Regions from separate parts of the Homo sapiens genome. Here region 1 is linked to region 2. A link is a loop called in an ENCODE intact Hi-C map of the cell type or tissue named here. Cell type or tissue: OCI-LY7. All regions are shown on one strand. Links, peaks and the distances in the headings refer to the core of each region. The heading gives the core; the rest is flanking DNA. Region 1 overlaps NFKB1-AS1 (NFKB1 antisense RNA 1). Region 2 overlaps BDH2 (3-hydroxybutyrate dehydrogenase 2).

Region 1 (12,348 bases), core at 2,974-10,973, 640 kb before region 2:
GACTGTGCCACCCACAATCTGAAGCCATGACCTCACCACTGCTTAGCAAACCTCAGTGTATTGCTTGATGTCACTAGTAACACAAACCAGTCCTCCTCCTATGAGGAGGAACATGCCACAGGAATAGGAAGAAGGATGGAATTGCTTCCTCTGTTGGGGTTCAGAAACCAAAACATGGCACTTCGATATGCTGAACTGAAGAAGCAGCCTTAAGGTTTATTTGACCTTCCCCCTACCTCCTTTCGCTCAATCCTGTCTCTCTCAAAGCACAAGGTGAAGTTGTTCTCTGAAGATCCCTTGTCTGCCTGAAGTCTAGACCTGGCAATAAAGGAAACAATGACCACTGTTTTCTTCTTTGAATTTTTATTAACCGAACTAATACACAGGAAGAAAAGCTGAAGTCTGTCAACAAACCTGGACAGAATTTTGTCACAAACCATCGTAGGCTCTTCAGGCCCAATAGATTTTGTCCCAGGCCATTATATGTTCTCTAAGCCCATTGAATTCCCCTGAAAATCAGTTACTACCCTCCAAAAATCATCCACACTTTTCCATTTCCCTTCCCCAGTTACCCATTGGGATACTGGGTAATCACTCTGTGGTTTTTCTCCTGTGCACACTAATAAATTTGGATGCCATTTCTCCTATTAATCTGCCTTTCGTCAGTCGATTGTTCAGCAAACCTTCAGAGGGCAAAGGAAGAGTTTTACCTTGGCTCTTACACCTTCAATACTGCTTCCTTCTGGAGAGAAAAGGAGAAGAGTCTACTCCTCAATAAAAATTTGCAGCTGCCATGTTATCTGCCATGAGATCTGAGGAGCAGAGGAAGCCACTGCTGAAGGGAAGAATGAAGCACAACATGAGATGGAGAGCACTGCTGCTTTAGGTTCCTGGTAGCTTTCAGTTCCTTCGGAGGCCCAGCACGTAAAGCACTTAGTACAGTATGGAGAATGGCATTCTATGAAAGTTGATGACTATTAATGCCAGCATACTATTGTCGATGACTATTAATGCCAGCATACTATTTCAGAGATTGTAATTTTTAATTCATTTAGTCAATCTCCTCCTACTAAATATTTAGACTGCACTTTTAGTTCTCTCTCCAATATATGTATATATATCAGAGAAAGAGAATTATATAATCGTGTGTTTGTGTGTGTGTGTAATTATTCTGGCACTCATTAAGCCAGTAAGGAAGACTTTATTCAAGACTATTTATAGCCAAGGAACAGAGTGAGGGGATCAGTGGATGGAAAATTACTAAGAGGAGACATCAAGGTAGGAGGATTCTTACTAAACTGACCTAACAGGATTCTTGCTAAAGGTGGGCCAAGGACTTATAAATCAAAGGTAGGGGATGAACTTGGTCACATATCAAGGGTGACCCAATATGAGTGGGACAGGGGGAGGGCACAGATTTTTACTGAACTGGGCTATGCAAGAACAGGACACGCATACAGGAAGCCAAGGTCAGAGCTAGTTGAGAAGAGGACTCAAAAGCATAACTAAAATTTGGTCAAGGAGGGAGTCTTCGTTGAGAGAGAAAAAAATTTTTTTGATTAAAACAAATGTCTAGTAATACAATTCAGTGAACATGTATGAAGCATTTTCATAATTTTTGTTACACAGTATCAATGGATTTTTGAAAGAATTGAGCCTATTTGCAGTACAAATACGTGACAGTATGAGTTTGTCCAATTTTTCACAGCCTTTTTTGATCAATTCATAATATATGTAAGTATACAGAATTCTTCAGCCATTCAGAAAAGAAAAGGTGTAAGCACAATCATCCAATTTTTTTGTTTTATGAACAAAATTGGATGTTTTCCTCATTAAACTTACAGTGCTTTTGAAGTTATTTTGGAGTTGCAGCTTCTGTAACAGAGGTCAGGCATTCTTGTTCTCTTTGTTGTCTGAAGTACACTCTGGAGTTTATCTTATATGAAATGGTTTCCACTTTCTAACCATTTGTTCCAGTAAAATCTAGACCACTGCTACATGCAAGAGAATCAATTTCCTGATATTAATAGTCTGCATGTTTGTTTTTTTCTAACTGACCCAATCAGGAGCAAGGTAACTCCTCAGTCACAGTTTATTTTTCTGCCCAGCCTTTGAACCATTTACTAGGTATTTATCTAGTCATTTTCTTCATTCAGCTTCCTTCCCATGTGCCTTATATATAATCACTTGAAGCAGCACAGCAGACGCAGGTTTAATAAGATAGCTCTCACTATCTTTGCCAGATGCAACGTTTTCCAGTTTTCTCTTAGAAAATGCAAACAATTGGAAACAGTTATAACAACGCAGTTTACCCCACACAGATAACTCGAACACTATCACTAGAGGATTCCACAGTGAAGTGCCCATGGTATGGAGAACAATATTTCCCTGTTCTTTCACTGAAATACCTCTGCATTATTTTCCTAAAACAGAGAACTACTAACTTGGACAAAGGGCAGGCAGTTCATGCCATCCATCCTGTGCAGTCACAATAGCTAATTATAACAGCCAACCTTTATTGAGCCCTGGCAATATGCTGGTCTCTGTTTTAAGCATTTTCATGTGCTTAAAATGTAATTAAATTTCATTTAAAATTAACTCAATTAATTCTCTCTAAACCTACGAAGTGAGCATCATCAGTATCCCATTGTACAGATGAAGAAACTGAGGAACCAAGAAGTTAAAAACTTTGCTCAAGGTCACATAACAAGTAAGGGGCAGAGCTAAGTTTCAAACTCAGACCCTTTGATTCCAGACACCAAGTTCTTAGATGTCTATCTCAAGGACAAGAAAGAAACAATAGGCCGGGCATAGTGGCTCAGGCTTGTAATTCCAGCTCTTCAGGAGGCCAAGGTGGGAGGATCCCTTGAGCTCAGAAGTTCAAGACCAGCCTGGGCAATATAGTGAGACCCCCATCTCTATAAAAAACATAATAATTTTTGTAAAAAAATTAAGAAACAAACAATAAAGCCAAATTTTCCGCAATGACACATTAGTGATGTTTCCATTTACTTATCTAAAACCTTAAAAACACATTCATAAATTCATTCCAACTGCTCTAGGAACTTCCATTAGCTCACAATCCAACCTCTAAAACTTTGTATTTATCCCAAACTCTAAAAACTTAAATATTTTACGCTTCATTGGTTCTTTGGGGTTACTTTAAAAGCCAGTAATATACTTTGTCATTCTTAGATGTCAGGCAAGTTCAAATTTATTGTCAGTCCTTGTCTTCCTAAGTTGAAGCTCACTCATTTGCTAATATGCCCTTACACAGCAGCTCTGCTGTCCTTTTTCCATGTAATTGTTAGACTTTCCCTAACATCTTTACACATTTTTTTTAAGATGTGTTGACCGGAACTACAAAGAATATTACTGGCTTATATGTAAAAGGTCCTTGCTGAAGTATAGGGAAATTTTATTTTGTTTTTACTATACCTCTCATGATGAGTGTTCTTGACCTTTTTGGCAATGGAGACACACATTGTCTCTCCTTGGAAATCTATGTCTCCAGGATCATAATGAAATGTCTAGAACTGTGATATCATGGAAAGAACTCTAGCCTGTACATGGGTATCCCAGGCCCAGTTCCCTGCTTTGCCAACTTTCAAAAGTGTGATTATGGAGAATTATTTAAACCTTGACTTCCTTACCCACAAAAGGGAACACTGATGAACCACTCTATATGGGTGGTTAAGGACATAGATATTGAAGCCAAACCACCTGGTTCAAAATCTAGCTTACTTGTCTATGGGTGTTAACTTGGGCAACTTACTTCACCTTTTTGTTCCTCAGTTTCCTCATCAGCAAATGAAAATTATAACACTAATACCTACTTTCAAGCATCAAATGGTTGTTAAAACCATCAGATGAGTTAATAAATGTAAAGCACTGAGAATCTAGAACATTGTCTGTAACAGTAAGTGTTAATTATTGTTACATTACAAGGATACCATGAGAATGAATTAACATGTAGTGCCTGAACTATTAGTACACACCTAAACACCAGTTCATTTATGCAGTCATCTACAGTGACCACTTAGTACATGCAAGGCAGTATGCTAGACACAGGCATATAAACCAAAAAGTCACTTGTCCTCACTAGTTATATTTTCATAAGAAAAGAAAATAATAAACCAGTAAATAAATATACCACAAAATAATAACCACAAGATAATAAATATACCAAGGCTCAAAACTCTTACTACTAAAAAAAAAAAAAAAAAAAAAAAAAAAAGAATGGCGTTCTGAGAGTACTCATGATGTCACAGAACCTGAATCTGTCTGAGTCCAAACTCCCAGGCTTTTTCCGTGACTTTTTACAACCTTCTAGCAAACAATTTCTACAAAGAGTGAAAAGTATCAAGATGGAGGCTTGCACCTGTGGTGGCAGTTTATTTTTTCCAAATGCATTTTCTTTCTCTTGCCATTAGCCTCAAGGCCTATATATGGACCTCTCCTCAGGCAAAGAATCATCTGATCCCAGGCATACCTGCAGTTCCCCCGCAGCTGGTACACACGCTGCACAAGCCCAGTGCTTTGGATGCGAGAGTTGACTTTGAAGATACCTACTTTAGGTAAGCATCTCATTACGATGAGTAGAATAATTAACAACCACAGTAAGTGCTTTTCTGTACTAAAAATCTTAATAACTTTCGGCACGTTAAAAATAGCCAAAATGTTCTAATAAAAAATATGCTGTTGAGTTAACAACAATTAAGTGAAAAGCAGATAAAAATAAAATTAACAAGTGATCCAACCCCTTCATAAATTTACACATGGGTGATCTCAGTAAAACGTTTGTTTTTGTTTTGTTTTAAGACCTAACTGAACTGTGATAATTGCTTTCTCTTTCAGGAGCAGTTACAAATATTTTGTGGCAGGAAGTCTTCCCTTAAGTGCTGAGTCTGCACCGCGACAAACACACTTTTAAAGAAGAAAACTGTATAAGCAGCAATGTCTTCATAGCCAACCACTGGTTCAATCATTTAAAAAGTTTTTAATCAAGGACCCCTAGAAGGGAGTTTCCTTTATAAAAAGCCCTCTGATTACAGGCGTGAGCCACCATGCCATTTGTGAGGCCGAAGCGGGTGGATCACCTGAGGTCAGGAGTTCAAGTCCAGCCTGGCCAACATGATGAAACCCCATCTCTACTAAAAACACAAAAAATTAGCCAGGTGTGGTGGCAGGCGCCTGTAATCCCAGCTACTCAGGAGGCTGAGACAGGAGAGTTGTTTGAACCCAGGAGGCGGAGGTTGCAGTGAGCTGAGACCACACCATTGCACTCCACCCTGTGCAACAAGAGCAAAAACTCCGTCTCCAAAAAAAAAAAAGCCCCCTGATTCACAGCTCAGGAGTAGGAATTCACACAGTTTCTAAGCCTGAGCAACCTTAGAAAAGAAAGAAGGAAACAAAGATGTGAAAAATTTATTTTGCATAGACTCAGTCAGAAAGTAGTGAGAAGTCTGGTCACAGAATAATTTTATTTAGGAAAACAGAAATCTATGGGACAATAAATTCTATAGCTACATGGAAAATGGAAATAACAATGGCAGCTTATGTCCTTTAAAGCCATGCTTCCGAGACTCTAACGTGCATATGAATCACCTGGGGATCTTATTAAAATGCAGATTCTGATTCAGTACTTCTGGGGTAGAGCCTGAGATTCAGTAAATCTCACAAGCTCCTTGGTGATGCCAATGCTGCTGACCCCTGAACCACACTTTGACCAGCAAAAACACATTTGCTTATTGTAAAGGTTATATCCACTGTTAAGTTTAAACACCATTTCATAAATTAATGTGAAGAAGAGTTAGGAATTAATTGTTCATTCAATCAACATCATTGAGCTTACTATATGCTAGGCCTTATGGCGGGTACTAAACATTCAACAGTAACTAAAGCAAAAAGTACACTTGGGAGGCTGAGGTAAGCAGATCGCTTGAGCTAAGGAGTTCGAGTCCAGCCTGGACAACATGGTAAAACCCCATATCTACAAAAAAATACAAAAATTAGCCAGGCATGGTGCCATGCTCCCGTGGTCCCAGCTACTCAAGAGGCTGAGGTGGGAGGATCACTGGAGCCCAGAAGGTGGAGGTTGCAGTGAGCTGAGATTGCGCCACTGCACTCCAGCCTGGATGACAGAGTGAGACCCTGTCTTAAAAAAAAAAAAAAAAAAAAAAAAAAAAAACTACCCTTGATCAATCTACTTTCGACTGTTCTTTCAAGCAAGTAATAAGCACAGGGCTTACAAGAACTTTTGTCATTCACAATTCAAAATGTATCAATCATGCTTCTCGTGTTAAGTTTTTCTTGATGTAACATTTTTAAGAATGCCTCAATTCAGATTGTTTACACTTTTTTTTTTTTAGATGAAATCTCACTCTACTGCCCAGGCTGGAGTGTAGTGGTGTAATCTCGGCTCACTGCAACCTCCACCGCCCAGGTTCAAGTAATTCTCCTGCTTCAGCCTCCCAAGTAGCTGGGATTACAGGCACCTGCCACCGCGCCCGGCTAATTTTTGTATTTTTAGTAGAGACAGGGTTTCGCCATCTTGGCCAGGCTGGTCTTGAACTCCTGACCTCGTGATCCACCTGCCTTGGCCTCCCAAAGTGCTGGGATTACAGGCGTGAGCCACCGCGCCTGGCCTGTTTACACTTTAAAAATAATTGGCAATTTAATCCAGTGAATTAGCATTGCTCTATTTTATATGAACTAGTAATAAAATTTTAAAGGTTTTCATATGCATGGCATAGTTTACCAGCAGCTAGCTACCTTATTGCAAATGTTACTGGGTCATTTCAATTAAAATTAAAGCAAATAGGAAAGTGGCAAGAAATGTTTCATTTAATTTTGGCTTAGTGTGGCCAAGTTCTCCAGGTGAATGTCATGGCTTCTGCCTCAAATTTGTATGTATAGTACAGATAGTAGAAAAACTTATACTCATCAAAGAGTTCATCTTTTTTTTTCCTCATGAGCATGAACTACCGCCCTGCTGCATATTAAATGGCAAAACAGAATCACCAGAAAGTTTCAAAATCCTAACAGGTTAGACATACTAAGAGAACAGATGACCTACTCAAGATTATTTTGCTTCCCCAAAAATGGATAACTCTCAGCAAGAAGGGAGAATAAGTACATGAAGGGCCATGTATATTCACAAAGAGCATCTGAACCAAGTCTTTGCTTACCAGATTTTACCTTTTTAAAAGATGCCAGGAGGTGGCAGCATTTGTTGCAGCTGTGTGAGTTTACTCATTAAAGCACAGGTTCTCAGAAAGTCTGGTGTATCAGATTTGGAGGAGAAGGGTTGGTGACAAGCATAAGGTGGCAGGAGTCTGTTCGGATTAAAAAGGCATTGGGACAATATTATAACACAATATTATACTTGAAAGCAAAATAAATCTGGTGTCATTGGTGTTCTATTAAATCTTAAAATCTTGGGTAGCCATATACAAAAATTAACTCAAGGTGGATTTAAAGACTTAAAAAACCTAAAACTACAAAAACCCTGGAAGATAACCTAGGAAATACTATTCCGGATATAGGATCCGGCAAAGATTTCATGATGAAGACGCCAAAGCAATTGCAACAAAAACAAAAATTGACAAATGGGACCTAATTAAAATAAAGTGCTTCTGAACAGCAAAAGAAACTATCAACAGAATAAACAGACAACCTACGGAATGGGATAAAATATTTGCAAACTATGCATCTGAAAAAGGTCTAATATCCAGAATCTATAAGGAATTTAAGCAAAAAAACCAAACAACTCCATTTTAAAACGTGGGTAAAGGACATGAACAGACACTTCGAAAGACATACTTGTGATCAACAAGGATATGAAAAAATGCTCAACATCACTTATCATTACAGAAATGCAAATCAAAACCACAATGAGATACCATCACACACCAGTCAGAATGGCTATTGATAAAAAGTCAAAAAATAACAGATGCTAGTGAGGTTGCAGGGAAAAGGGAATGTTTATACACTCTTGGTGGGAATGTAAATTAGTTTGGACATTGTGGAAAGCAGTTTGACGATTTCTCAAATAACTTAAAACAGAATTGCCATTCGACCCAGCAATCCCATTATTGAGTATATACCCAAAGGAATATGTTAAATAAATTGTTCTACCATGAAGACACATGCACGCATATGTTCTTCATAGCACTATTCACAAGGGCAAAAACATGGAATCAACCTAAGTGCCCATCAACGGTGGATTGCATAAAGAAAATGTACTACATATACACTATGGAGTACTATAGAGCCATAAAAAAGAACGTGACCATGTCCTTTGCAGCAACTTAGATGGAGCTGGAAGCCAGTATCCTAAGCAAACTAACACAGGAACAGAAAACCAAATACCACATGTTCTCACTTATAAGTGGGAATTAAGTGTTGATTAAATATAGACACAAAGAAAGGAACAATAGACACTGGGGCCTACTTGAGGGTGGAGGATGGGAGGAGGGTAAGGATCAGGTACTATGTTTATTACCTGGGTGATGAAATAATCTGTACACCAAACTCCTGTGACACATAATTTATCTATAAAAGAAACTTGCACATGTACCCCTGAACCTAAAATAAAAGTTTTTAAAAAAAATCTTCAGTAGTGGGAATATACAGAACTTATCTGCATCTTCAAAGAACAGAGTGAGAAAGACAAAGGAGAGCCTGGATTTTAACTGAGAGGCATATGACTAAAGTGTAGTTCCAGAACTGTCTCTATAAACAATTTCCTTCACACATCATTATATTTGCTAAGGGTTTGGTATGGTGCCAACTACAGAGTATGAAAACTCAGTAAATATTTCTTTCTTTCTTTTTTTTTTTTTTTTTCTGAGACAGAGTCTCGCTCTGTCACCCAGGCTGGAGTGCAGCCGCACAATCTCTGCTCACTGCAGGCTCCGCCTCCCGGGTTCACGCCATTCTCCTGCCTCAGCCTCCCGAGTAGCTGGGACTACAGGCGCCCACCACTACGCCCGGCTAATTTTTTGTATTTTTAATAGAGACGGGGTTTCACCGTTTTAGCCGGGATGGTCTTGATCTCCTGACCTCGTGATCCGCCCACCTCGGCCTCCCAAAGTGCTGGGATTACAGGCGTGAGCCACCACGCCCGTCCTATTTCCATTTTTTAACCCATTCCCACTGCTGAGAAAGATTTGCTCAGGGGCAGCTGTTATTTCACTAACCAATAGCAGTGCAATTTTTGCTTCTCATACTTTTGTCATAGGAAAATCATTACAAATATAACAGCCATAAATGTCTCGGAAATCATAGCAGATGAACCTGGCAGCCAGATAATCAGGAATGAAGTGCCCTTTCTAAGAGTTCAGTCTAAGAATAAGAATCACAATGAATGTGATTATTCTAGTTGCCACAGCCCCGCTCAGTGTTCAGTTTTAAAGGCTTCCCGCCTTATCATCAATCAGTCTCTTTACCTATATTCCTACTTAGAAAGATATTCAACATATGCATCACTATTTTTAAATTATGAATTAGGACACATTAGATAAAAGAAACTCTTTTTTAGTTTTTTTTAAAAAGTTGATCTGCATTTATCCTGTTGAGATACACTTTTAAGACTTGAGAATATATACATTAAAAGCCCTACTATCCTTTTCTATAAAATTCTACCTCATGATCAGTGTACTATTTTCATTATTAGAACAGATATCAAAACTTCAGAAACCAAAATTTATTCTGGGATAATGTATTCATTTTTTTAAAATCTTGTGAATTCTTCATCTACAGTAAACTAAAAGATGAACAATGAATCATGTGTGGCTTGGTATGATTCAAAATTCTGAAGAATAGACTTGTTAATTGTCACATATTCTTTCCTAGGAAAGAATATGTGTAATGTTGTGACCCAAACCGCTTTCAAAAAATCCACCAAATTCTACTAATACTAAGGTTTCAAATGGGAAATTTAGAGCTAGAAAAGGTACATAGAGATAATATAATCCAACATTTTTATATGACAGATGGGAAAATTTAAAGAATTCAATCAAAAACATTTGTAATTTTAAGAATGTTATTTGCTACATCCATATAGATGATTACTATGTATACTTTACATAAGAATTTTTAAATATTTGCTTTTGATGTCTTCCTTCTTTTTAGGCAAAAAAAGTCTATATTGCTAAAAATAAGAATAAACTATGAATTGCATATAGCCATATGTTTCATTGTTTGATATGACTGTTTCATGAGATTCTATCTGGCTCAATATGATGCAGGTTTAACTACAGCGGGCTTAAGAAAAGATACCAATATCTATGAATCTGTATAGCTTGGAAAAAGGAGAAAATGCTTAGGGTGGCACAAATATTTGGAAAAGCAAGAGAAAAAAATGGAATAATACAATTTTGTGGCAACATGAAGTGCAAGCAAAACCTGCTTATGTCAGTTATTAGAAATCAAGGGGAGAAAAATACATTTGGTAACAATAGGAAATTAAAGAGAGATTTTTTTTTTAGGGACTTTTTAGGAAGCAGGTTAGATTTGCCTAAGTTGCTTCTCTCCAACTTTCCATTAAAATACCTATGAATGTCATTTTTTTTAAACTGGCAATAGTTCTGTAACTCAGAAGACTTTATGCCAAATTTGGGGTGGAATTTTCACTAAAGATGGTGTCAAGGGAGATGGATAGACTATTTAGCAATTTCTTCCACATCCTGAGCCATACAGGCAGTCCTGAAGAAGATGGAAACATACTTCAACTCATCATCTATTTGGTAAATCGATTAATTTCACTTATCTTCAAAATGTAGGCACTGAACACTTACACATTCCTCAAACACATAAAAATAGGTATCTAATACCCTCCACCACAATTCAGACCACAAGTGAGGGAGGGAGCCCAAAAGTTGGACATAAAAATACATATACTTGGGAGGAAATGTATTCATAGACTTCAATATATAATTTATGTAAGCAGGCAATTGCATTTTTAAATTATCAATGTGTTTTCCTCATTCTTTTTTGAGACACATGACTTTCACTTAGTCTTCCCTAAGTAATTACTTGCCTGGGTTACAAAATAAATGCAAAAAGAACTGGAAAGGTCATGGTGGTGCATGCTTGTAATCCCATCGCTTTAGGAGGCCTAGCTGGGCAGATTGTTTGGCCCCAGGAATTCAAGATCAGCCTGGCCAACATGGCAAAACCCTATCTCTAAGACAAAACAAAAATTAGCCAGGCATGGTGATGCATATGTCTGTAGTCTAAGCTACTTCAGGAAGGGGAGCAGGGAGGGGCTGAGGCAGGAGGATCACTTGCCCCCAGGAGGTTGAGGCTACAGTGAGCCATGATGGGGCCGCTGCACTACAGCCTGAGCAACAAACCGAGACCCTGTCTCAAAATAAAAAAGAAGAAGAAGAAAAAGAAGAACTGGGGTATCACCAACAGTTGCATCCAAATATAAGATTTTGTAGCAAGACAATGAACAGTCATGTAAGTCAGTTTAGACCATAAAGTTTTACGTCAGTAAAAGGAAAGTTCTCCTAGGCCCTGGGAAGAAAAGGAGCTAGAATAGCCAGAAGAGCAAGATTATATTGTAAATATTATAATACAGTTATTAAACTGAATGCAAAAGCCAAAAAAACTTGATATGAAATTGATATATTTCTTTTAAAAATAAATATTATACCAGCTCCATAAGCCCTGTTACATGACAAAGACTGAAATGCTGGGGGTGGGGAATTGGAGTTAAAGTAAAGTTCTGCTTTCCCAAGCTCCTTTGACCACATCCCACAAATGTTAATAGGAAGTAGAGTGAGTTTAAATTTTAGTCACAAACTCGAATGCAGCATATCTTAGTCTCTTTTCTGTTGCTTATAATAGAATAACTGAAACAGAGTAATTTTCAAAGAAAAAATATATATAAATATAGAAAATTATACATTGAAAATTAAGTTTCCAACACATGAAATCTGGGGAACATTCAAGCCCTAGCATTCCACCCCAGCCCCCCAAATTCATTTCTTTTTCACATGCAAAATACACCCACTCCATCCTTATAGCCCCCAAATCCTAACTTGGTGCAGCACCAACTCAAAAGCCCAAAGCCTACAGTCTACACAATGGTAGTATAGGATTAAGGCAAACATTCCCATTCCAAACGGGAGAAATAGGCAAAAAGAAAAGAATAACAGGCCCCAAGCAAATCCAAAACCCAGCAGGACAGACATTGTATCTTAGAGCTGGAGAATAATCTCTTTTGAGTTCACACACTGCCTCCTGGACACGCTGGAGCAGGAGTTGGGCCCTCAAGGCCTCAGGAAGCTGCACTCCTATGGCTTTGCTGGGTGCAGCCGCTGCTCCTTTGGATTG
Region 2 (12,348 bases), core at 2,522-10,521:
CCACTGGCTCACATCGAGAGCAAAAGATCTGTGGTTAAGGAACTTAATACCAATTTTGAAAAAAGCAGTTTTGAAATCATTTCAATACTTGAAATTATAATCTCTGCTATGCCTGTTCCCAAACGCAGAGCTCTTAATGATGTGCGTGTATGAGCATCGCAGTCCTCGGAAGGAGACAGACCCACCTTTGACGCTGGAAGCCACAGAAGACATGTTGATAATATTGCCAGATTTCTGAGCAAGCATCTGCCAAAACAAAACAAATACAAAAAAAAAAAAATCCACTTTGTGGGCTAAAATACTACCTTTTAAAAAGATTTGCATTTTCTTAGGGTTTGCAGAATGAATTTAATTACTGTATTAGCTAGTCACATTAAGCACTATTAAGCAGTCTTAACAGTGAACCCAAAACACCTCATCAACTATTGCTGGGAAATGATGGCAATGTGACTGCACTCACTGGCATTTCCCAGGGGGATTACCACCTTCCCATGGTACAAGAATGTCAGCAAGACTACGAGTGAATGCTGACTTAAATGAAATGTGAATAAATGTTGTTATTGTGTGTTACTGATGTTGGGAAACTTACTCCATTCAACACATAATTTTTGAATACCTACTGAGGCCAGGTATTGTGCTAGGTCCAGGAGATTACTGCCTACAGGAGGCAACCAGTCTGGTTAGAGTGGCTCACATAATCCACATCCAGCCACAGCAGAGACCTCCACAGAGATCTAACAGCAGGGTGAGGGCAGAAAGGGAGCAATTCAGGCTGGGCGACACTCAGAGGGGACCTCCTGAGAAGGAAGGATATGGGCTGAATTTTGAACACTAGAGTATTAGTCAGAAAAATAAAAGAAAAGGATGTTTTGAGGAGTGGGTACACAGGTATAAAGGTTCCATCGGGAACTGGGAGGAGGGGCTGGGTCTGGCTGGAATGCAGGGTGTGGAAGCAATGAGGCTGCAGAGGTCAACAAGGGCTGAATTTAGAACCTGGGTTTTACCCTGAAGGTGATGCAGTGACACTGAAGGGTTTAAAGCAGAGAAGTGGCATGTTCAGACTTGGGGATTGCAAGGATTACTGTGGTGCCCAGAGACTAGTGGAAGCTGATGCAGGCTTCAGGAAAGAGTGATAAAGGTGGAGCTGCAGAAATGTCTATGGGTAGCTGAGGAGGAGAGGGCTGAGGCAGGATGGGCAGGACCTTGTAGATGGTTGCTGCAGGGATGGTGGGCCTCACCAATTTAGGGCAGTGTTTCCTAAGAACACCTTCTTCAGAATTCCCCCACTAAAGTGTGAATTTATTAAGATGAGGGTCTTTGGCTGTTTTGTCCTCCTAGACAGTGTACACAGTAGGCAGTCAATAAATGTTGATGAATCAGAATCTCCTGAGGTGCTAGTTTAAAACACAGATTGCTGGGCCCTGTCCTATAGCTAAATAAATATATAATAAAGAAAACTGCTATGAATTTAAAAATGTTTTCAAACTTTACTAATTATAACATGTACATAGAAGTCTCAATAGGCAGTGTAAAGGGCCAGAGAAAAAAAATGACTTCTGTTGGGACGAGTTTCTTTAGCAGCTTTTAGAAAAAGAGGTGTAGGAAAGGAAAAAGTAAATAATTGAATGGATCCAGGATTGGTGTGGCCAAGATGATTGATTTCTTAGGATATTCTTCTGACTTTGTTCTGAGATTTAGCTACTAATTGCCCCTAAAAACAGAATCTAAACTAACCCCAAGGCACTATGCTGAATGGAGTAAGTGGATACAAGGAGAGGCTGACTGTAACCCAACCAAGCTAAGGAAGACAGCAGGGGAAAAAATAATGTTTAACTTAATTGTGTGTTTTATATAATAAAGAGGATCATAATGAAATGGGGTTCTCATAAAAAGTGTCAAGAATGTTGGTCAAGTGTAATGGTGTTGAAAAGTAAGCCTTAAAATTGTTCTTTCTTATCCAATTTAGCAAATAGCATTCCCCATTTAAAATACATATAGAATACATATACCCCAATTTAATACATAAAGATGGGTTATTATGTAGGTTCAATCTCTAGTCCTCTCTAGAAATGCAATATTATCTCAGGCAAAACCTTAGAATAAAGCCACCTAAGAGACATTACATTAGTGCTGCCCCCTAACACTTGCACTATCCATTCAACCAAGTTCAACCGAGGTCCCTCTGCTGCTTCTAGAGCCCCTAGTCAGTACCTGTTCCCATGCTGCCTTCCCAGTCCAGGTCAGGAGCTGTCGTCATGGTGTCAGGCTCTCCCTGGCTCCCCATGCAATAGCCTTCTCTGGCAGGCATGACTATAAAGTCAAGTGCCTGGTACATAGTACTGCTATCTAGGATTGACCTCCCAGAAGCTTAGGTAGGGGCTAGAAATACCCCTTAAGAGTCCCTGGAGCTGTATCTAGTTAGTCTTACTCTGACCCAGCCCTTCTGTCTCCATTGGCCAGAGCTCAGCCCCTAACCCTGGTGGAACCTGGCCACTTGGGTCTCCAGTGGTTCCTGCTGGACTAACAACCTTGATTCATTTATTTATTTGACAAATGTTTGTGGAGCACCTCTATACGCTGAAGACTCTTCTAAGACACAGCAAGGTGGGGGAAAAAAGCAAGCAAACAAACCAACCCAAATAACAAAGATATCCCCAAATCTTTGCCCTAATGGATCTTCTCTTCTGGTGGAGCCTGGATTCTGCATTGACCTCTTCTTAAAGTATTTTCAACTTGTTCTCTGCCTTTTGACTGATCTTCCAGTCTTGGAATGCTTTCCTGTGTATCTATCCATGAATAAAAATTTCCTATGAGTGTTCCTATGTTCTGACCAGCTGACCTTCCAGAGCTGCCTAGACTCCAAATCCTAGCTTCCCCTGGAAAGTTCTAACATGGGATATGTGTGTCATAGTTAATGATACAGAGGATCATAGATAATTATGGCTGGAAGTGATTGTGTAACCTATCATCCTCATTTTTTAGCTAAAAGAAATATGTACTGAGAGGGTACAAGTGCCATCTCTATGGCACATGGCCAATTAGGGGCAGGGCGCAGACTGCACCTAAGGACTTCTGATGATAGAGTCCAAGACCAGGATTCGATTTTGTCAAGGTCACTTTAAACAAGAGGCACTAATACCATATTCCTGCCATTAACATCTCTTGGGATTTTTTTTTAAACAAATCTGTGTTTTTGGCCCACATGGATAATTGTTAAGATATTGTAAATCACAAGCAAACTCACTAGTTTGCAAGTTAATGTTTGTATATTTTAAAAATTAACACAAGTTTACATTTCAGCTCCACTGTACTCCACACCTACTTCCTTTACTAAAATTTGTAAAGCATTTTAGAGCCTGGTTTTGCAAATGAGTCTCATGCATGTGCAACAGTCTTACCCACGATGACCTAAGCTTTCCTCCTATACCACAGTCTCTGCTCTACCCCTGTAACCTATGCAAAGGATCTGTCTTCAAAAATACATTCGTGTTCCAAATACTATAGTTTCTCATAAACTCCAAATAGGCTAAAAAATCAACTTACATTAAAAAAAACAATTTGTTATAAAAATTTGCTAGTTCAACATTCTGTGGACCCACCCAAAAATCCCTTCTAAGCACTAAACAAGTAGATTTTTCAAAGTCCCTTCATTACTAAGTCAGTTTCTCTAATTTTCCTGTTAATGTTCATCTGGAACCTTCTTAACATTAGGTTGAATATTCAGAGTAGAATATCAGCCCTGCTGTGCCATTAACAAAGCTCTTCTCCTGCCCAGACATGGACAGGACATCAAATCCAGCTGGGATGGAAGGGAAAAGTTGTTCTTCTGCATTTCACTAGGTTCAATTTACAACCTTGAGTTGAGCTGGCTCTGTACCCAGTCAACCCCTTTCATTGTCTCAGCCTGCACTGTCTGCTACTACTGGTTTATAAGCTCATTTGAAATCAGGGATGTACGCTGCTCATGTTTATACTCCCCTAGAACACTTTATATAGTGATTTATACCAAGAGGTACTTAATGCTAGTTTATAAAATAAAATTTTAAACATTGATGCGTTGTGTGAAGGCTTGAGAATTCAAGGAGGAATGCTGTCTTGAGCACACACTGTCTCTCACCTGCCCAGTACCACTGTGGTTCAGATCAAAACAAGAGCGAAGGGAGAAGCTTCAGGGCAGAGAAAAGCAATGGGGTACATCCCTCTTGAGAGTGTGAGCCTAGACTGAAATTCACGAAGGGGCTCAACGTCCAGGCTTCAAATCTTGGTTCTAACCATGTGCTAGTTGGGTGACCTTGAGCAAGTTGTCTGAACTCTCAGTTTCATCTTCTGAACAATGGATGAGATAATAGTATCTACCTCATACGATCATTCCAGTCTCGTGTGCCTCCCTGCTGTTACCTCTGCCTGGAATCATCTCCCAAGGTACCTGAATGATCAGCTGTCTCACTTCTTGGACTGCTATGCCAGTTTCACCTTTGCGGTGGAGTCCAGAGGGGCCGCATTGATATCCTAGCTTCTTTCTCTTCATTATATTTAAAACCACGCCACATATTCTATGTCTATTTGATTACTAATTGTCCCATCTCACCCCCAATAATGGAACCTGCCTTATAGAAGGCACTTTGTTTAGTTCACTTATGTGTCTTCTGTGCCTAGAATGGAGCCTGGCATGTGGAAAGTGCTTAATAAATATTCCTTGAGTGGATGAGCTGGAAGGTTAAATAGATTAATTTATGTGAAATGCCTTGATATAAATGTTCAATGCAAGTTAATCATTGTGTTAGTTATTATCACTCTTCAGCACATGTGGGAATCCCTTCTGTGTGCCCAGTACAGAGACCTAATGTGGTGCTTATCCTGGTGGTGGTGGTGGTGGTCTTACTTTAGGAAGGAATGCCTTGATCATCAGGTACATGCTGCGCACATTGAGATTCATCGAGAAGTCCCAGTCTTTCTCCTCACAATCCAGGACAGTTCCATGATGGACAAAACTAGAAGAGTGATTAAACAATGGAAGAATAACTGCCATTAAAATTTTTCTATTCCATCTGCTGATTATTTTTATTGTCACTTAGTGACTTAGACCACTGTCTCTTTCCCTTATCAAGACTTTAAACAATTCATAGTATCACTTAGTATATTATATTAGTAAGAATCCCAACAACTTAAGCTAGAAATGTCATCTGAAAACAAGATCCTTGTTTTCCAAACAAAAGTATGGTCACCGAACATAAGAAGCTTTATATTAATTGTGCTGGAAACATCAATGCCATTAAAAACAAACAACAAATAAAGGCGAACAGGGCTAGGCATGGTAGCACACACCTGCAGCCTCAGCTACTTTGAAGGCTGAGGCAAGAGGACCACTTGAGCCCAGGAGTTTTAGGATGCAGTGAGCTATGATCATTCCACTGCCCTCTAGCCTGGGGAACCAAGACAAACCCTGTTTCAGAAAAAAAAAAGAGAGAGAGAAAAAACATCTGCCCTATTTGCCTATGTGATTCCTATTTCAAGAGCAACAGTGCCCTCAGGTGGCACAGATTTAGAATTCTCAAGGGAAATCAAAATTGCAAGGAAAACAAGTGTCTGAACATCTCAGAGCAGCAAAGTGATACTGCTAGTGTTCTAACATACTGAGAGATGTTAGTTTGTTGTAAGAGAGACGTTAAGGCAGAACAAAACAAACCCGTAAAGTAGCTTTCACTATTTTTCAAGTTACGTTTTCTGAGGGAAGCTTCCAAAACACTGGAACCCTTACTGATTTGGTCCTCTGGACCCAAATTATGTAATTCATTATAAAATATTGTTGGCTGTGACTTCCATGTACCAAAGCTCTGCTATTTCAGTCAGAATGTCAGTTTCATGACAGCAGGAACCACATGATTATTTCTACATCCCCTACATGGCTGAAAATTTAATAGATGCTCAGAAACTAACTTTGCTAACTATTTGTTTCATGTTTCTGGGTGTATTCTTACATGAGGATGGAAGACTATTTATAAAATAGATGATCAGAAATTATTGCTTTAATTTAACTTCCATACATTGTAACACATAATACAGCTTTGTATCAGTACCATCTGTCTTGAGTAGACCTCATTTGCCCCAGATCATGTCAAACTCTAAGGCTGTCTTACCTGCTGAATTTTATGTGTAATGAAAATGCTGTGTAAAATCTAGCCATATTTCCCAAGGAATATGTCATGGTTCACAATGAATGATTTTGCCACATTATGAAAATTCTTTGAATGAAAGTCATAGAAAACTTTCTGTAAGGAAAGTGAAACTAAAAAGTTATGAATTACCCAGCAACATTAAAGAGAACATCAAGTCTCTCAACTTCATTGGCAAACTGATCAATTTGTTTCTTCTTTGTGACATCAAGGACACGAGTTTGAATACCTGAAAAATAAAACAAGAGGCACTATTCCTAAAAATGTTTAGCCTTGAAGGTTTAGCTGTTTTGAAGTGTGAAGTGTGAAGATTGCAACATCTATCCAGCTAGGCTTCATAGATTGCTGACCTTCTTACTAGGGTCTTAAGAATCTTCAGAGTCTCATTAGTAAACTTAAAGTCCATCTTGACTCCTCCAATAACCCATCCGTCCCTCTTCCTTCCTCTCTGTCCATTTTCCAAGTTGAATAATAAGGGTCCTTTCTGAGCAATGGCTTTATAGTAAAGAATGACTGGTGTACATTAGATGTTTCTCAGTAAGCCAGCAGTAATAACTGAAAATGGGCTCATTTGAAGTTCTTACAAACTTCAAACATTAATTTTCTCCTCTTTGCAGCTTTTCTCTTAATTTTCTCTTCTTTGAGGTATAATTGAGAAATAAAAATTGCATATATTCAAGATGTCCTTCCCCTATCCTTCCCCTGCCAGAGACTGGGTTGCTGGTACCTATACAGTAATCAGAATTTTGTCTGAGTGAGGGGTGGAGAAGAGCAAGTGTTCTGGAATAAGAGACTGTTTCTATTTGTGAGCTTCCCCTTTATGTCATTTCCATTATTTATTAGAAATGACTCTGTTAGTCAAGGGTATCCAGTCAAATACATGTATTTCTGGACTAAACTGCAAGGAGAAGAAATGAGAGGGTCAGAAGAAGGGATGACACCCTTGAAGGCTAGACATGAGAGATCTGGCATGGCGGGCACCTGAGAGATACACACTGCACTAGTTGCTGAGAAACTCCAAACAGTGTCTAACAAAAGCAGCAGTCATCATTATAAATATATACACATATTATTTATAATGTGCATAATATATATTATAACATATAGTAATATAATTTATAATATATACAATGTATTAATATGTATACATATAATATATAATAATATATGAATAATACATATAATATATAGTAATATAATTTATAATATATACAATGTATTAATATGTATATGTATAATATATAATAATATATGTATAATACATATAATATATAATTATCTATAATGTGTATTATATTTTATAATTTATAATATATTATAAATAATATGTATATGGTTTATTTTGGGGGAATATAGAAATAAAAGATTCATAAAGAAAGGGAAGACTTGAAATTTTGTTTCAGAAACATTTCCTTATCTTTGTGCTTCCCCAGTGCAGCAGCTTTACTTTGACTTGTTTGAATTATAATTCAACATATTCCAATTCAATTAACTAATTCAAGGAACTAATTGCTGTTTGATTATGTAACCTGTTCTATTTTGCTGTAAGGGTTACCTTTCATATAGGTTCTCTGTTCTGATTTCTTTGGGTAAACTGCAATTAAAATCCTTTGGTGTTGGAGTTTGGTTCAGTGGGGTGAAGAAGTGGTGGTACACACCTAATAATCTGGGTACTCTCTTAGGGTTTCTCATGATGATGTGTGATTTTAGAGCTAAGCTGTCTCCAGCCACATGTGGCTACTGAGCACCTGAAATGCAGCTAGTCTGAAATGAAATGTGCTGCAAGTGTAAAATACACATGAATTTTAAAGATTTAGTATGAAAATATTGAGACGTTGGTCAAAGGGTACACTCTTGCAGTTATAAGACTTAATATACAGTACAGTGACTATAGTTATTAATAATGTATTGTATACTTGAAATTTGCTAAGAGGGTAGATCCTAGGTATTCTTAGCACACACATACATACACACAGAGGTAACTAAATGAGGTAATGGATATGTTAATTAGCTTGACTGTGATAATCATTTCACAAGGTATTTTACAACATATATGAAAACATCATGTTGAACATCTTGAATATATGCAATTTTTATTTCTCAATTATACCTCAAAGAAGAGAAAATTAAGAGAAAAGCTGCAAAGAGGAGAAAATTAATGTTTGAAGTTTGTAAGAAACTTCTAATAATTTAAATAAAAAATTTAGTAAGAAAAAATTAAAATATTAATTTTTTAACTTGAGTGCATGTTGAGATTATATTTTAGATATATTGGATAAAAGAAAATATATTATTAAATTAATTTTCACTTGATTCTTTTTACTTTTTTAATGTGGATACTAGAAAATTTAAAATTACACAGGCAGCTCACAACATGTTACTATTGGACAGGGCTATCCTAGAGGAGGAGGGCACAGAAGTGAAAAGCTGTCATGAAAAGTTAACCTAACAACTAGTAAATTTTCACATGTAAGTTTGTAATTAGGAACTGAATCCCTCAAATGTGTTAGCTAAATAAAGGATTTTAAGTATTCGTCCTCAAATTTTTCTATGCATGTAAGTCACAGATTTTTGTCTATAGGTTCACAAAATATAGATTTCATATCAGAGAGAGAATCTAAAAAGCACGGCAGTGGAGCTCAGTAGCTAGGGAATTTTCTTTCAACATGTGAGCGCCATGCTTTATAATACCTTGCAGACACTGAATCCCAAATTCAAGCTGCTGAGTTGCTTACCCGGGTACTTTTCCAGTTCCTGAAGTTTGGACTCATTAATGTCTGTGGCTATGACTTTGGCACCTTCTCTTGCAAAAGCCTAGTAGACACAAAGTACAAATAAATCCTTTGTTTACTTGAATAAACTGTGCTCATGAATGGAACATCATGTGGTCTTTTTCTCCTTTATCTTATTTTCATTGTTCTTTTCCCTATAAGATAGCTAGAATTTTAAACTATCTAGTCTTACCCCTTCTCCATTGTTATTATTTTTATCATTAATTAGAACAATGTGACATACATTGTGCTTGTCATCTGACTTAGTCCCTTTAAGTAATATCAAACAAAATAACGTTCTTAAAAAAATGACAGCTGTTTTCAATACTCTCAAAATACTGCTCTTCTGTAATGAGACTATATATCATTTCTGAGTTTGAGTTACTAAACTCCAAATAATAAGAGAAAAATTGGTTGTTTCAACACTTTTCCTACTAAGAGTATGCTAGTGCTTTCATAAATGTCAAACCATACCCTGCCATTATACTTAAGGTACTGTTATACTTAAGGTGCCGATATTAGCTTAAGTGGGGTACATAATGTAACAGAAATTGATATAAATCAGGAGAACAAGGTAACCTGTCTTATAACTCTGGAGTCATATATCTAAACTGACACAATTTCAGAAAGCTGTGTAACCCTGTTTGCCCTCTGTAGCGAATATATCATGATGCAGAGAAACTGAAGTAGAGAAGTTTCTCAGAGTCAATGGTTATCAGTGATGTCATGTACTAAATATGAGGTATTCATTCCTTCATCTGCCTGGGGTCAGGAGTAGGGACCTATTTATTTATTTGTTTATTTTTATAACTTAAGACAACAGAAGCACAAAAGTAAAAAAATAAAAAAGCAGAGCAGAAGTAAACAACCATGGCATCAGTCCACATAATTCAATATGTCAAGAGTTAGTAGGCAAACAACAAAGATAGTAACTTATAACTTACTAAGGCAGCTGCTTGGCCAATCCCCTGAGCAGCGGCCGTCAGGATGATGACTTTCCCATCAAGTCGACCCATAATGGAACCTGTGGTTTAATCTAAAGACATGTGTGTTTAATGGGTTATACTGTAGAACATGATCTTGAGCAGGCAGTAACATCTAGAATGAATAGTTCAGTGTGCTCTTTTAAGAATAATTTAGTGAGCTCCTTCAGGAACTTGAAGACAGCACCTCTGTGCAAGTAGTCCCATCATCTGAATTCTCCTAGAATGCTTACTCTGCATACCTAGCTTTGTATATCAAACACATTTACCATAACCCACTGAAGTAATGACTGGTGACAGACATTGGCCATTTTTTTTTTTTTTTTTTTTTTTTATGAGATGGAGTTTCACTCTTGTCACCCAGGCTGGAGTGTAATGGAGTGATCTCGGCTCACTGCAACCTCCGCCTTTTAGGTTCAAGCAATTCTCCTGCCGCAGCCTCCTGAGTAGCTGGGATTACAGGTGCCTGCCACCACGCCCAGCCAATTTCTGTATTTTTTGTAGAGACGGGCTTTCACCATGTTGGCCAGACTGGTCTCAAACTCCTGACCTCAGGCAATCCACCTGCCTCAGCCTTCCAAAGTGCTGAGATTACAGGCCTGAGCCACTGTGCCCAGCCCAGATATTGCACTTTAACCTACCTTATCCTTCCTTCAGTACCTGGAGAGGACAGCCTCTGGTGCTGAGTTTCCTCACTACCACCATCACTCTCTCCATGACCCCTGCACACATTGCTATGACATTATTTGTGTCCTTACTACTCAGGGCTGCTTCTTGATTTCTCTTCCATAAACTTTTGTTGAGGTTTGCACTATCAATTGCTTATGATTTTTTTTCTCTTGAAAAGATTTCATAGTTGGTCTCAGATATTCATCGAAAAAAAAAAGGATGGAAAAATCAAATCACATCCAATACTCCCATTTTACAGATGAGGAAACTGCTGAAACATGCCCAATGTCATAGAGCCAGTCAATGGGAAAGCCAGAACTAAACTTAGACTTCCAGACTCTTGCTATGTGAACAGTCCAGCCCACAATGCTGCCGATCCTCTTATAAAGTTTAAGCATGCAGTAGTAACACATTAACAGGCATAATCAGTAATTTCTAAATGATTGAGAAACACTGACACCGGGGCTCATGTGCATGAGATATTTCACCAGTGCTTGGATTATAGATCACAAAGTGAGAGAAAGAGCTAGTAGTGAGGCTGGGGGTGGAGAAGAGCCAAATGACCATCAAATGAGGCTGTCTTCAAGGACACAGGCTCCAAGTCTTGCTGGGCTCTGTCATTAATGTGTGCCTCTGACCTCATACGAACTCACAAAGTGGCTGCTTTGTCCAAGGCATCATATCCACATTTCAGGCAAAAAGAAAGGGAGGAGCAAAAGCCAAAAGGCTTTCAGAGAGGTCTCACCTTTCTATTTAAGAAGGAAACCTTCTCAGAAATTCCCACCTGCAGTTCATTCACCAGATCTATGCTACTTGGCCACTCCTAGCTGCAAAGAGGTTGGAAGTTGAGACTTTTGTTTCCAGCTTTGATAAAGTGAAGAATAGGAGAAAGTGAGTTGGATGGTGTTGATGAACCAACTTACAGTACATGCAAACTAGCCTACACAATCACTCTGTTCCATTATCTGCCTGATTTTGTACAGGTTGATAGCCTTGCCTAAAGGGCTTATATTACCTAGTCCTTTCTCTTTGAACTTATTTCAGTTCTCTCTTTAGCCAAACTTTTTTTTTTTTATACCCAATATGCTCTTCCATTTCAAACCTCCACACTTGGTCCAAGGTCCACATGGTGAAGGGCAAGTTACTCCTATAGGCAACAGCCACTGAAGGATTTATGGAAAGGGTGTGAAATGATCAGATTCGTATTTTGGAAGGACTGCTGTGGAGAACATACCTGGGCAGGAGCATGGGGTGCCATTAGGAGGCTGCTAGGGTTATCTAGTGGGGGCGCTGGTGAAATAGCAGGGCTGGAGAAAATAGCAGGGATGGAGAGATAGGTGGATTGGAGAAGTGTTTCAGAGATGAGATAGGTAGGACCTGATCACCAACGTGGCTAATTTCAAAGAAATGTTATTTGCCCAGTGTTTTGCAGCTATGAATTCAAACCTAGGCCTTCTTGTTGCAGGTCCAAGGGAAGATCTCATGGCATTGTCTCATGGTACTCAAAGCCCTGCGGGCCTCTCTAAATCCCCACTGTGGCACCAGGAGCCTGTGCCTCGCAGACCGCTGACCCCAGGAAGTAATGGACAATGAGGCGCAGCTGCTGCTGCCTCTCTGGGTTTGTGCTGAGGCCACCTTCTCGGGGCCGTTACAAGCCAGTGCCTGAGCATGCATGCTTACTAAGGCAGACTCATTTCTGGGAGACATAGACCTCCTCCCCAACGGATGACTGGCTAGAGAAGCTCCTTATTA

The links. Hi-C counts contacts between places; a loop is a spot of excess contacts. Peaks named below come from ENCODE experiments on the same cell type or tissue, not always from the same donor. Only the 100,000 strongest peaks of a DNase experiment are listed, where the experiment ranks them.
Region 1: a loop joins it to region 2, with 7 times the contacts of the local background. A loop is called at or near these places in 59 of 110 quality-filtered maps.

What each region holds. Positions count from the first base shown.
Region 1 is chr4:102,442,731-102,455,078 of GRCh38, forward strand. It overlaps NFKB1-AS1 (NFKB1 antisense RNA 1), which reads right to left. Exons shown (of 5, transcript NR_136202.1): 2 at 7,201-7,337. Among named protein-coding and RNA genes, the nearest start is that of NFKB1, 52 kb to the right of the region's middle. RefSeq lists an enhancer at 4,742-4,821. In OCI-LY7, for the core only: CTCF peaks have their summits at 7,230 (motif pointing right) and 7,430; a DNase peak (open chromatin) is centred at 7,231.
Region 2 is chr4:103,086,295-103,098,642 of GRCh38, forward strand. It overlaps BDH2 (3-hydroxybutyrate dehydrogenase 2), which reads right to left. Exons shown (of 10, transcript NM_020139.4): 2 at 9,889-9,980; 3 at 8,909-8,987; 4 at 6,306-6,402; 5 at 4,883-4,991; 6 at 186-246. The coding sequence starts at 9,960. Among named protein-coding and RNA genes, the nearest start is that of BDH2, 7.4 kb to the right of the region's middle. In OCI-LY7, for the core only: CTCF peaks have their summits at 5,528 (motif pointing left) and 5,737; a DNase peak (open chromatin) is centred at 5,517; H3K4me3 peaks cover 680 bases; H3K27ac peaks cover 544 bases.